Regions from separate parts of the Homo sapiens genome. Here region 2 is linked to region 1. A link is a loop called in an ENCODE intact Hi-C map of the cell type or tissue named here. Cell type or tissue: IMR-90. All regions are shown on one strand. Each heading gives the region's core, and the rest is flanking DNA. Links, peaks and the distances in the headings are about the cores only.

Region 1 (3,907 bases), core at 484-2,983:
CTTCCTGTGGCTCCCTTCTCATTTACACTCACAGGCAGTGCCCTAATAAATCTCTTGCACGTGTAATGATGTCCTGGTATCTGCCTCTCAGAGGACCCAGAATAACAACAGATTCTAAAATTGCTTTAAAAATATCTTTCAACCTTGTCTTTGGTAATATTTCTGGAAAAGTTTCATCTTGCTTTTTCTTCTTGTAATAAATTGTGAGGTAAAATCACCTTAGTGTTTGAAAACCTCAAAAATAAAACTTGGTACAATAATTCCTTTGATGTACTACACATATCAGTATGTTCTGCTTTTCTGGGCTAGAGCTGAACTAGTACTTCTTTTTACTGATTGGGGAAACCAATATCAGAAACCAACAAACACCTTAAAAAGTGTATGTAAGAACTGTAATTCTTTTTTAAAGTTGTGATGGATCCATTTCAATATCACATGGCTTCCCATATATACGGAGAAAACATACATATTGGAAACCTTGGCATGTACATATTTCTAAAAAATATAAAAATATTCCCTGAGAACTGCGTGAGTTCATTTAGATCACTGAATTAAGGGCTGAGTTTAAAACATTGTTTCAGATGTTAGAAATACACATCACTCCCTAAAAGCATCTAGGTGCCCAGCGTGTTTGTTCCTGCTTTGCAGATATTTACCGTACTTTAACAGAGTTGAGGGTACTTTGCTTTAGTTGGGTCCCTCAGGAGAAACCACTTGAACAAAAATCAGAGTGTTTTCGGCTTCTCAGCTTGACTCTGCCACAGCAGCATGTATGGTTTTTCACTAGCTGTTGATTCTCAATGCCTCCTTTTGGGCTTCTCCATTTCCCCTGCTTCATTTACACAGAAGGAGTAGAAGAGAAAGGACTCTAATAGCAAATGCCTGAGAAATTCTTGAGCGTTCTGTGTTCCCAGAGGAGCATGGTCCAGCTTTTACTCCAGTTTCCTCACATTTCTCTTTGAAAATTCTACAAAACACAACAAAAGATGTTTTAAATATTTCTACAGGACTAATACAAATAATAAAACAATCTATACCTTCAGGCAGAGAAAACCCACAAATTCACCCTATTCCCAATTAAAAAACAAAAAAAGTGCCTAAGTGGGAGGTAGGGGTAGGAGATCCTTCACAGCCCCAGCATTAGAGTGGAAGTCACAACTGTGGAGCAGATCAGTAGCGGATCAGAAGGACTGCCGTACCGAGAAGTGAAAGAAATACAGACACAGCATGAGCAGTGACAGAACTCAGAAACCCAAGCAAATAGAATGCACTGCAAGAGGGGAGAGCACCATTGTAAGGGACATGGATGTGCTTTGGTCAAGAATTAGGCCTAGGCAGACATCCAGGCCTGTGTGACTCAGCGGGGTTAGGGTGCAGGTGCATACTCCACTTGTTATATAACCTGTTTGTGTAAGCTCAAACTTGGCTCTGAGCCACTATTGTCTGCAGAAGGTGTAACTGCCCTGCTGACACTACGGGCTGTTAGGTATGGCTTGACATGGTGCTGGCACCCAGAGAAAGAGAGAGAGAGAGAACCAGAGCTGTCTGTCTTGCAGAAGGATATATAGGGGAGCCACAGCATGGCTCGTGCTGGTGCCCAGAAAGGGAAATAATTAAGCTGCTGACCCTGAAGGCAAGGGAGAGCCAAATGTGCAGCTGCAGGTGTGGGGTGGCAGGAGCCACAGAGCTGCAGCAGACAGCCCAGATAAAGGTGGACAGTGTTAGAGGGCCAGTGTGAGTAAGCCGCTGATGAGAAACGGCCCCCCTGGAGCGTTCTTTCAGCTATCCATCCACTCCCCTTGGACCTCAGCTAGGGCTAGACCCTAACCCTGGGTGTGGCATTTGGCATAATCGTGGACCTGGACCTAACAACCACGAGTGGAAAACTGCTATGGCGAAGTTTGAGAATGAAATGATCAGGACAGGAGAACTGGGAAAGCAAAAGGAAATGACAGGGAAATTTGGACTAAAGCACTAACTTTAATTAAATAAACTGCCGGAGACATAACAGAAGAGGGAGCCCTTGAGCTGAGAAACCCAGACAGCTTCTGTAAACTCTTCCTCTCCTGTGCTGGTAGCTGTCACTTCTCACCTGCCAGGTGAGATAGCTGGTCCAGGAGAAATTTACTAATAAGGAATGGAAGTAGAGGCAGAGTGGAGAGGGCAGGGATGAAAACAAAGAAATGAAACATCTTCGTATGCCTGTCTATATCATTTTGACCCAAAGATCCCATAAGTGTATTATGCATAAAACCAACATTTCTTGAAATTAAATACAAAGGGAAACAAAGTAAACCCAATCATACATCAATTTGTAAAGTAACTACACAAGGAATGGGACTTCACAGAATAGACTTCTTACTGTACATCCTTACTTAACAGCATTAAAAGCACAAAAACAAAACAACTAAAAAGAAGTATCAATTTTATGTAGTAATTAATAGTAGTATGATTCATAATTATTTTATTTTATTTTATTTATTTATTTTTTTGTGATAGGGTCTCACTCTGTTGTTGCCCAGGCTGGAGTGCAGTGGCGAGAACACGACTCACTGTAGCCTCGACCTTCCTAGCTCAGGTGATTATCCAACCTCAGCCTCCTGAGTAGCTGGTAATACAGGTGCACACCACCATGCACAAATGATTTTTGTATTTTTTGTAGAGACAGCGTTTTTTCACGTTAATCAGGCTAGTCTCAAGCTCCTGGGCTCAAGTGATCCATCCACTTCAGCCTCCCAAATTTCTGGGATTATAGGTATGAGCTACCATGCTGGCCATAAATGTTATGTTGAGACTATGTCCTTCATATATTGAGGGTTAACACAAGATCTTAAGGTCTGTGGAAGAAAAACAAAAGGGCACTTTATTTTCTAAAAAATAACAGTCTACAGATCAGGGAGATGTGTAGCCTCCAATGTAAAGGGAAAGCATGTTCTGGAGAAAAAGAGCAGGTCTGACTTAAATAAAGGAAGTTCATGACCCAACCCTCAAACAGGTCAGTTTATGCAAATGAAGAAATCAGGCCAAGTGCAGTGGCTGATGTCAGGTATCTCAGCACTTTAGGAGGCTGAGGCAGGAGAATTGCTTAAGGTCAGGAGTTTGAGAGCAGCCTGAGCAACATAGCAAGATCCCTCTCTGCAAAAAATAACAAAAATTAGCAGGGCATGTTAGTGTGCACCTGTGGTCCCAGCTACCCTGGAGGCTGAAGTGGGAGAATCATTGAGCTCAAGAGTTAGAGGTTATAGTGAGCTATGATCATGCCACTGCATTCCAGTCTGGAGGACAGAGTATATGCCCAGTCTGTTTAAAGAAAAAAATCAAATTTGGTCCTAATTGGGTAGTTTCCAAGCCCAAACTAGAAGTCTCTGTTGGATGACCCTTTTAGGCTACTGCTAGGAGAAGTTTTCCAACTACAGTGTCTCTATTTTAGCTCAGAAGTACAAACAGTATGTTAGGTAAGAATCGTATATTTTAATGCAGTTCATCTAAAAGCTATACATGTTCACCTTGTGCCCTTCTGCCAGATCTAGTCATTTCGAGCTATTCAACTGTGAATAGGATTGGGAAAAGTAATAGTCTGTGCTTCCAGGAAAAAGAGAAGAAAAGTATTGATGATTACTAATGTCTACTACACTGATATCAAAGTTTCCTATTAATAAAAATGTAGGTATAAGCATTTAATTGGGCACTCTTTGATGTATTTGGTAGGTTACATGATAAAATATGGGGGTGTGGTCCAGGCATAGATATATATTCTAAAGCTATCCAGGTGAGTATAATGTATAGCTATGTTTAAGAACCACAGAGAGTAAAGCCTGTTACAGTTTCTAACAAAGATAATTCAATATGCCCAAATTAAATCTGCAGACAAGTAATTTCATATGCTATTATTTAAAGTAATAAATTT
Region 2 (3,907 bases), core at 984-3,483, 92 kb before region 1:
TGGCCCTTGTCATAAAGTAGCTTTGCTGTAAGCCAAAAATTTGGGGTCCAGATGTGACAGAATTCCACTGTACCCAAGAATCCATGCAATTCTATATGGTTCCTAGGAAGGACCAGGTGGTAAACAGCATTTTCTGGTCATAGGGAAGTTTGCACTGGCCCTGAGGGATAACATACTCTAAATACTGGACAGTCTCCTTTGAAATCTGGACTTTTCTTCTGACACTTTACAGTCCCTTTCTGCTAGAAAGTTCAGGACTGGATGGATAGTTTTACCAGAATCTTCTTTAATGGGGCTGGCTATGAGGATATCATCCACATATTGCAAGACGATGCCCCACTATGTCTTCAAGTCTCATAGAGCTCAGCTTAGGGCCCCCCAAAATGTTTGGGGAGTTCCTGAAGTCTGGAGAAGTACCATCCAGCATTACTTCTCTGAAACATTTTAGGATCCTCTCATTCAAAGGCAAATAATTCCTGAGAGTCATGGCTTAGAGGCACATAAAAGAAGGCATCTTTCAGAGCTAGCACACTAAAGTATTTGCTGTCCCCTGAGAGACTGGCTAGCAATATATAAGTGTTAGGCTCTATGGGGTAAATGTCCTGAGCAGCACTGTTAACCATCTCTCTTTTTTCTGGGTTCTTAACAGTGGGGTATTACATGGGAAGTGACCAGGCCTGATAAGCCCTTGGAGTAAGAGACTCTCTAACACAGGCTGTATTCCCTGCAGTGCTTCAGGTTTTAGAGGATATTTTCCTACTCTTGGTGTCGGGCTGTTTGGTTTTAACTGTATCCTTATAAGTTCTACTGTGACAGTCCTTATTTGGCCCTGTGACCATACTTCAGGGTTGACTTGTGCTAGAATATCACCTAGGGTTTCTCCTGGAGGATCAAGATCTTCATGAAGAAGGGCCAGGAAGGCAGCTCTTTGAGCTCTTGGCACCTCTACTTCTAACTGGACTTGGTTGAGGCAGACAATGGCTTCAAGTTTTGTCAGTATGTCCTTCCCTAGGGGATGAGCCACTGAGGGGCATACAGGGAAGAGGGGTCAGGGTCTTTGAATCACAGTCAGAGCCTCCAGAAACTGCTCACTGTCTCCCTTTCCTGACATCCCCTTAATATTACACACTCTGAGTACCCTTTCTGCTAGCCAGTGTAGAGAATGTGGCTCACGTATTGAGCAGAATCTCAAATCGGCTGTCCCCCTACTTCTAAGGAGATAGAGATCTTATATTGAGGAGCCAGTTGGGGAGGTCCTGGGTCCTGCCAGTCTTCTTTTGTTGTTGAGAGCTTGTCCCTAGCCTTCTCTCTTTGGAGACAGCTGGGTCCTTCTCCCAGTGTCCCACTAATTTGAAATAGGCACACTGATCAGGTCCTAGTTTCTTGGTGGCCCAAGACTGATCCCACGTTATGGCCTGGGATCAGTCACCCAAGCTGGCTCCCTTCTTCCTTCTGGGTTGTCTGGAATGGACTGAGGTGCAACTACCAGAAAGCTGCTTCTTTCTTCGTCTTCTTTTCTGCCTTCTCCAACCACATCTCTGTTATTGAAACCTTGAAGGTCATCTCTACTAACTGGGGAGGGGATAATGTCAGGGCCTATGGCCAATTTCTGAATCTTTCTGTGGGTATCTGGAGCAATCTGAGATATAAACAGGTGCTAAGGACCACCTGACTTCCCTGTGCCTCAGGGTCCCAGGAGATATAGTCCTGCAGGCACTCTCCCAGCCATTCTAGAAATGCTGAGGGGTTCTAGGTCCCTGATGAACATCCCTAAGCTTACTCCAATTAACAGGAGGTTCGCTAACTTCTTTCATTCCTTTCAATAATATGTTCAGGTCATTTTCCAAGTTCTCCCTCCCTATTCTGGTACTGGGGTCCCAATGTGGTTCTCCATTCGGAACCAATTGCTCTTCTGGTCACTAGATGGGGCTATTGGGCTGGTTATTAGGCTGCCTGCCAGCTTTTGCCCCAGCCTCAGCTAAAACTGTGGATATTTCCTCAGTAGTTAAAAAGGTGGTCACCAAGGTCTGAGCATCAGCCCAGGTCAGGTTGTGAGTGGAAAAGATGCCTCCTATAAGGGAAATAAATTCCTCAGGTTAGCCTGAAAGCCTTTCATACGTATTTCACAATTACAGTTCTCAGAGGTGGTAAAAGGCACATGTACTTGGATTAAATGCACATCCCCATCCAAAACCTGCCTGAGGGGAAACATCCCACCTCCCAGTTTGTAAAAGCTCCCACTCCGGGATTGTGCTATCTGGAAGAGGAGCCCCTGACACATTAGTTGGGGAGGCCCCTGATATTTTAGTTGGAGTTTATCTGCCAAGTCAGGTGGTTACGTGGGAGGAGACATCCCCGATAATCTGTTGGAATGACAACCTCCTTCTCTCTGTTCTCTTCTTTCCTGGCTTTCATGGGGTGGAGGGAGGTTTTCTCATCCACAGGGCTCTCTAGGATTGGTAGCAGCTTCTCCAGTGGCTTAGCTGGAGATCCAGGTGGTCCAACCTTGAGAGTACAAAGTCCGCACTTTATCTATAGGTCCCTGTTCTGGTAAAGGGCCATAAAACATTGGACACAGGGTATCTCATCCCATTTCTCTTGCCTCTTATGGAAAATATCCAGCTGAAGAATGCTATGGTAATTAAGTGACCTGTCCCTCTGCCATTGTTCCTGGCTACCTAGGACACATTGTGGCCAGGCTGTGTTACAAAAGAAAATCATCTTCTTTTTAGTTATTGGAGAATACCCAAAAATCTTCTAGTGTTGGATAATGCACCCTAAAAGGCTTTATCTGAATACCCCAAAATCTTCTAGTGTTTAGAGGATAAACCCTAATGGGCTTTGCTCTGATACGGAGGTCAGGTTCCCCATACCCTAAAGTTCTTATTTAGGGTTCGATTCTAGCTTCTCAAAGTTTACATAGCAGGTTAACAGTTATACAGATGTGCAATGACTGATTTTTCCTCTCAAAATGTAACAGGCCCCTCTAACACACATAATAAAAGTAAGTCAATGTGTGAGGGTGACCTGGCAGATCCCAAGCACAGCCCCGTGTGCTTCCTGCAAAATCCCACCATGCTGCCCAGTGACCCTCCTGGGCATCAGGCATAGTAGCTTCCCCTTCTTTTAAAAGCTGATACCTGAAGAGAACATACCCAGGTGAATCAGGAATGTATCAGTGTGAGCCCCTTCTCCTAAGCTGAAGTTTTCCCAGTCTAGCTGTCAAAGTCGAGGGCTTCCAGCCTCCACAGGTCCCTTTCTACTTTGGAAGATGCATCCCCTCTGATGACCTTAAACCTATCTCTGGAAAAATTGATCTCACAGTTCATTTCACTGTTGGCTAGCCAGGTCTAGATTGCTGTTTACTGTGATGGGAGTTTCTTTCAATCCCCCAGGGCACAAACCAGAAAAAGAAAGAAAGTCAAACAGAGGTACACTGCCCTTACTCTAGAGATCCCGTTGCTAGATCCAAAGAATTCACTCTTTTAGTCAGCCCATGGTGTAAAGTCCACTTACTGCCCTGAAGGATCACAGAACAAAAAGGTTCAGGCAGCCACTTGTACTCTTTTGGGGTAGGCCCAAGTGACAGCCTGGTGGGCTTGTCACCATGTGAAAGATCCTCCTGTATCATACCCACCCCTTTCAGGCAATGTGAGCGAGTTAGCCTGGGTGAGCTGCCGCTACCCACTGCTTCACCTATTGGGAGGCTTTGAGGAGTTAGGATCAGAACCAGGGTCTTGAGCCCATCTGAGTCACCAGGATTGTTACTCACACAATAGGTGGGCTTTATCACTTGAGGGTTGACAGTCCAATGACCAAGGTGGATTTAGCTAGGGGATTTTATTACTTGCAACAAGTAAAGAGAACACTGAGGATAGTTCCCAAGGCAGTGGCTCCAAAACATCAT

The links. A loop is a pair of places that touch in the nucleus more often than their neighbours do. Peaks named below come from ENCODE experiments on the same cell type or tissue, not always from the same donor. Only the 100,000 strongest peaks of a DNase experiment are listed, where the experiment ranks them.
Region 2: a loop joins it to region 1, with 5 times the contacts of the local background. A loop is called at or near these places in 6 of 110 quality-filtered maps.

What each region holds. Positions count from the first base shown.
Region 1 is chr11:23,111,778-23,115,684 of GRCh38, forward strand. All of the region lies in intron 4 of LINC02718 (long intergenic non-protein coding RNA 2718), which reads left to right. Among named protein-coding and RNA genes, the nearest start is that of CCDC179, 250 kb to the left of the region's middle. In IMR-90, for the core only: a CTCF peak has its summit at 2,022 (motif pointing right); a DNase peak (open chromatin) is centred at 2,024; H3K27ac peaks cover 1,008 bases.
Region 2 is chr11:23,019,565-23,023,471 of GRCh38, forward strand. The region is part of intron 4 of LINC02718 (long intergenic non-protein coding RNA 2718); the gene reads left to right. All of the region lies in intron 1 of LOC124902646 (a long non-coding RNA gene), which reads left to right. Among named protein-coding and RNA genes, the nearest start is that of CCDC179, 160 kb to the left of the region's middle. In IMR-90, for the core only: a CTCF peak has its summit at 1,927 (motif pointing right); no DNase peak of the experiment used is centred there.